Linked DNA regions of Homo sapiens: region 1 is linked to region 2. Evidence: read pairs that join two places in POLR2A ChIA-PET (ENCODE). Cell type or tissue: HCT116. All regions are shown on one strand. Each heading gives the region's core, and the rest is flanking DNA. Links, peaks and the distances in the headings are about the cores only.

Evidence for each region. ChIA-PET counts read pairs that join two places held together with the same protein. Peaks named below come from ENCODE experiments on the same cell type or tissue, not always from the same donor. Only the 100,000 strongest peaks of a DNase experiment are listed, where the experiment ranks them.
Region 1: POLR2A ChIA-PET joins it to region 2 with 7 read pairs; 4 of 35 experiments call an interaction of 5 or more read pairs at or near these places.

The regions. Positions count from the first base shown.
Region 1 is chr3:66,445,671-66,448,586 of GRCh38, reverse strand. All of the region lies in intron 3 of LRIG1 (leucine rich repeats and immunoglobulin like domains 1), which reads left to right. Among named protein-coding and RNA genes, the nearest start is that of LRIG1, 54 kb to the left of the region's middle. In HCT116, for the core only: no CTCF peak of the experiment used is centred there; no DNase peak of the experiment used is centred there.
Region 2 is chr3:66,592,595-66,595,510 of GRCh38, reverse strand. All of the region lies in intron 1 of LOC105377141 (a long non-coding RNA gene), which reads right to left. Among named protein-coding and RNA genes, the nearest start is that of LRIG1, 93 kb to the right of the region's middle. In HCT116, for the core only: no CTCF peak of the experiment used is centred there; a DNase peak (open chromatin) is centred at 1,370.

The DNA of each region.
Region 1 (2,916 bases), core at 97-2,596, 150 kb after region 2:
TTTTTTCTCAGATGAGGAAGTTGAAGCAGATGGTAGAAGTACCCTCGAAGCTTGTGTATTCTCTTTGTGACCCGAAAGTTGAGAGTAGGGGCAATAATGTCACAAAAGACATAGTTACCCTCTGACCAATAACCACTGTTGTTGCTTTCTGTCTTTTCACAGAAGTAGTGGGTTTGTTAATTTTCAGCTTGGACACCTATAATTATGGACTTTTGCCTCTGGAAGTTGGCCCTTTCTCTCTGTGTTTCATTTTGCTTATGCAGAATTGAGCCGACTTCCAGACACCAGAGCCCTCCCAAGCTGGGTGGCACCATTGGGAGAGCCTCATGGGAAGAGGCATTGCTCTGCACCTGGCTTTTTCTGTCAGGTCTTCAAAAGAGACTTCCATAGTTTTGGGAACTGGAGTCATAGAGCAAAATTTCAGTTGGTTAATACTTTCTGATTAAAGGAATCTAATTCAGTTAACATATTTGTCAAAGAACAGATTTATTTGCATTGTGTTCTGAGGATAATGCCGGAGCCATTTGTCCTTAATAAACAGAAAGCATAGAACTCAAGGAAAGCTCTTAATAAGAATGGGTTCCGGTGAGGGAGCTAATTTCATAAAATAGTGCCGAGAAAAAGAAACAGACTTTTGTTAAATGGGGGCAGAAGCTGCCAGTGGATTTTCACGTTTGAGATTTCTTTCTTTTTTAATTTAAAATCCAGGACACTCAAGTTACGATTCCCACAGCAACAGTAATTTTGTCTGATGCATCAATGACATTTCTGTTGAGGAAAAATCTCTGTTTTTCCGGTGGTGTTGCTGCACTTGTACTGTCGAGAAGATTGGTGACAGTGGAAATCGTTGAATTTTTCAGTCCTGGGAGTAAAAATGTATGTGGTATAGTTGGTCTTAGCTTTTGTCTCCTGTGCATGGACTGTAGCATATTACCCATAGGGTTGGCCTTGTCTACCTAACAACTTCTCCAGCTGGTTTGTTCTAGACTTCATCCCTTTATGGTGCCTTGTCATTTGCTCTCCCACAGCCTGTGTCCTCAACCAGGAGGAAGACCTAGGCAAAACTTAGGGGCACACAATTAATTGTGACTTTGTAATATTGCTATTAAAATTCCTTAGGTTTAGGTTGCATTTGAAAACACATTGAAATGCCTTTTACTTCTAATCTTGAAAAAATGTTTTTGAAAACTATTTTTTTTAATGAGATAAGATAAATGTACCCAGGGACATGGGGAGGCAGTGTGGGGCTGGTCAATGGGTACAAAAAAATAGAATGAAGACCTGCTATTTGATAGCATAACAGGGTGACTATAGCCAATAATAACTTAATTGTACATTTAAAAATAATTAAGAGTGTAATTGGATTGTTTGTAATACAAAGGATAAATGCTTGAGGGCATGGATGCCCCATTCTCCATGATGTGATTTTTATACACTGCATGCCTGTTTCAAAACAGCTCTTGTACACCATAAATATATACACCTACTATGTACTCACAAAAAAATCAGAAAATTTAAAAAAATGAACTTACCATTAACTCACCATTTAAAAGCCACTTGTAGTACGTTCTCAGTGTTGTGCAACCATCACCACTACAGAATGCTAAAACATTTTCATCACCCCCCAACCCACCCCGCCCCCCAAAAAACCCCATACTCCTTCAACAGTCACTTCTCATATCCCTCACCCTAGCCCCTGGTAACCACTTATTTGAAAACTAATTTTTTTTTTTTTGAGGAAAGCATTTTTCTCTCATGTTAACAAATGAACCTGGAAGACTTCATTTATAAATAACTTAATAAAATATCTGAGGTGGCTTTAACTATATTTTGCTGTGACCTCTTAGCTGAAGAGAAGTGATTAAATGAAAGGGATAGGAAGGCCGGGCATGGTGGCTCACACCTGTAATCCCAGCAGTTTGGGAGGCTGAGGCAGGTGGATCACCTGAGGTCAGGAGTTCGAGACCAGCCTGGCCAAAATGGCGAAACTCCATCTCTACTAAAAATACAAAAATCAGCCAGGAGTGGTGGGAGGTGCAGGTAATCCCAGCTACTCAGGAGGCTGCAGCAGGAGAATCACATGAACCTGGGAGGCGGAGGTTGCAGTGAGCTAAGATCGCACCATTGCACTCTAGCCTGGGAGAGAAGAACAAACTCTTTCTCAAAAAAAAAAAAAAAAAAAAGGCGGGTGGGCGGGAGAGGATAGGATACTTAACAGCCCTCTGTTGTAATTTCTGGAGAATAAAACTTGGAAGGAAAGAAACGCGGTGTCCTACCTGTGACCAAGCGGGGAGGTGGTCACCTTCCCCCTTCCCCGGGGGTGAGTGAAGAGTGGACGAAGCCCTGGGTGGGGTTGGAGGGATCTGAGGCAGCAAAGGCCTGAGCCCTCTTCTTGGCTGGATCTGTTGGTGAAGTAAAGTCAATAGGAATACTTAACTCTCTGAGTACCTAGCAAACCCTCTGGAAAAAAAGAGGGGCGAAATCAATCTTCTTTACAGGCTCGTTAATGCAAAGATCAGTTCGCATTAAAGTGTAATTAAAGAGTGAGCCTTAGAGAGAGGCAGCTGTGATCTGCTGCAGCTCAGGGCTGGGGGGAATAATGAGAGTCCCTTAGAAGGCCCAAGCTGGAAGTGACCTGGAGTGCAACGTCGGAAAATTAGGCTCGGCCTCATGATCTGAGCTAAGGTTGTTAATAATCAGGCTTGAAGCACAGGTGAGATTATACTGAGGAACAGGCAGCGGCTGGCATTCCCACTGCATGTGTGTGTGGGGATGGGCAGACTTATTCTCCATCTAAGGAGCTGGGTTGAGACGTCTTGTCCTTCTCTTCACTGCCTGCCTTTAAAACTTTCTCCATGTTGCATCTCCTGAAGAAAGGCATCCTTCACTGGCATAATAAAGAATTGATGTGAAACA
Region 2 (2,916 bases), core at 253-2,752:
CTGAAACCTCCACCTTCTGGGTTCAAGTGATTCTCCTGCCTCATCCTCCTGAGTAGCTGAGATTACAGGCACATGCCACCACACCCAGCTAATTTTTGTATTTTTAATAGAAATGGGTTTTCACCATGTTGGCCAGACTGGTCTTGAACTCCTGACCTTGTGATCCACCCGCCTTGGCCTCCCAAAGTGCTGGGATTACAGGCGTGAGCCACCGTGCGTGGCCTGCAACTTTTTTCACCTAACAATAAAACTGGAAAAAAGTCTATATGAGGATATAAAAAGCTTCCTCATTCTTTTTTTTTGTTTCCCAAAACTTTATTAAAATATTCAAAATTGGCTAGGCACAGTAGCTCATGCCTGCAATCCCAGCACTTTGGGAGGCTGAGGCGGGCAGATCACTTGAGATCAGGAGTTTGAGACCAGCCTGGCCAACATGGCAAAACTCCATCTCTACTAAAAATAACAAAAATCAGCTGGCATGGTGGCATGCACCGGAAATCCCAGCTATTTGGGAGTCTGAGGCAGGAGAATCGCTTGAACCCAGGACACAGAGATTGCAGTGAGCCAAGCCTGTGCCACTGCACTCCAGCCTGGGCAACAGAGCGAGACTTCATCTCAGGAAAAAAAAAAAAAAAAAAAAAAAAAAAAACCAACCCAAAAAACAAACACACACACACACAAATTCAAAATAGAGTGAAATTTAAGTAGTTTTACCAGGAATGCCTGTGAATACCCACCAGTTAGGTTTTACCATTAACACTTTACTGTGCTTGCTTTATCAAATATTCACCCATCAGTCATCTTTCTATCCATCCAGCAATCCATATTATTTGGGATGCATTTCAAAGTAAATAGAAAACATAAATAGACTTTTATCCAAATACTCGAGCAAGCATATTCTTAGTCAGAATTTCATTACTGGTTTATAACTTTTTACTTAAAAAAAATACCTATAATAAAATGCACAAATTTTAAGTAAATATTCTCTAAGCTTTGATAAACATATAAATCTTAGGTGCAAAATTCACTGAGTTTGGATAATAAATACTTTTGTGTAACCCAAACCCCTATCAAGATACAAGGTATCAACATCACCCCCAGAAACGTCCTTCATGCCCTTTACCCATCAGTCCCCACCTTTGTACCCTCAGAGGCAGCTCTTGTTCTTTTTCTACCATAAAATAGCTTTGCCCACTCTAGAATGTCCTGTAAATGAAATCATACAGTAAGTTCTCTCTTGCTTTTGAGGTCCATCCACCTCATTGCATGCATTTGTAGTTATTCCCTTTTATTGGTGAGTCATAGAATTCCATAGTGTCCACAGTTTGTTTACCTTCCTCATTCTTTCTAAAAGCTACATGACATTGATGATGAAACTTTGGGCTGTTTCTACCTTCTATGATGACAAAGAGAGTAACCTCCTACATGGATTACACGTATATAGGCTGAATTACTAGAAGTGGAATCACTGAGTCAGTCCTTATTTTTTGATTCTCAAATTTGAGAGCAAAACTGGTGCATGAGGCCAGGCATAGTGGCTCACACCTGTAATCCTAGCACTTTGGGAGACCGGGACGGGAGGATCACTTGAGCTCAGGAGTTCAAGACCAGCCTGTACAACATAGTGAGACCTCGTCTCTATTTTTTAAATAAATAAATAAAAATTTAAAAATAAAAAATAAAAATCTGGTGCATGACAAATTCAAAATTAAGGCACATCAGTTGTGTTTAAATGGCAGAGGACTTGCAAGGCATCTTATGAAAATGAGAACGGTGAATTACAATATCAGTCATTTCCCAGTTTGCAAGGAAGGGCACTGAAGTCAAATGTTTGCCTCTCAACCTGAATGCCCATGTTCTATTACACAGCTGAAAGCTGAGAGACTGGTCACAGACAACAAATTTCTATGAATATTGGTAGGTTTTAAACTCCTCTGGAGTGGATATCATTTTGTCCACATTCCTCTAGTTTCCCACTAAACCTTTTGTTTCTGGCAGACTTTATCCCTGAAACTTTACTGCAGACTGGCTGCTGGTCTTGCTCTCAGTCATAATCCTTTGTTCAAGAACTCACATCCCAGAAAGGCTCTGGGTTTCATTAGATAAGCTTTCCCTCCACCCTTTTTTCACACCCATTATCCCAGGCCCAGAAAGGTCGTGATATTTTCCTTACTTTTCCCCCTTTCCCTTTTATTTCCCACTGATAAATGGCAAAAGCAGCTGTAGGGTTTGCTTTGAAGGGTCTGATGGATGAGCATGATGAATCGGTGATGGATTAGAGCAGATGAATCACAGAAGAGAACACAAAAAGGGAACCAGGGAGAGCGGGAAGCCGGCTCCCAGCTTTACGTTTTTCAAACTCGCCTTAAAAGCCAGCATTTCTTTTAATCTGTTTCCAGTTTCTGCGGTGAGTCTGCATATGTTTAAAAGAAGGAGAGGCCGGGTGCAGTGGCTCACAACTGTAATCCCAGCACTTTGGGAGGCCAAAGCGGGCGGATCAGTTGAGCTCAGGAGTTTGAGATTTGCCTGGTCAATGTGGTGAAATCCCGTCTCTACTAAAAATACAAAAAAAAAAATAGCCAGCCGTGATAGCGCATGCCTGTAGTCCCAGCTACTTGGGAGGCTGAGGCAGAAGAATCACTTGAACCCGGGAGGCGGAGGTTGCTGTGAGCAGAGATCGCGCCACTGCACTCCAGCCTAGGTGACACAGTAAGGCTCCCTCTCAAAAAAAAAAAAAAAAAAAAGAAGGAGAGCGAGAGAAGTCTTGTGGATATAAACAGGGAATTCCATTCTCCAGTCTGACTCTGAGGATGCATTGTCATTCAGGGCGTTGAAACAGCTAGGAAACCACTTCAAGTCCCCTCAGAAACAACTGGGCAGCTCCAGGAAGAAGAACAGTTGGCAAACCAAGTGACA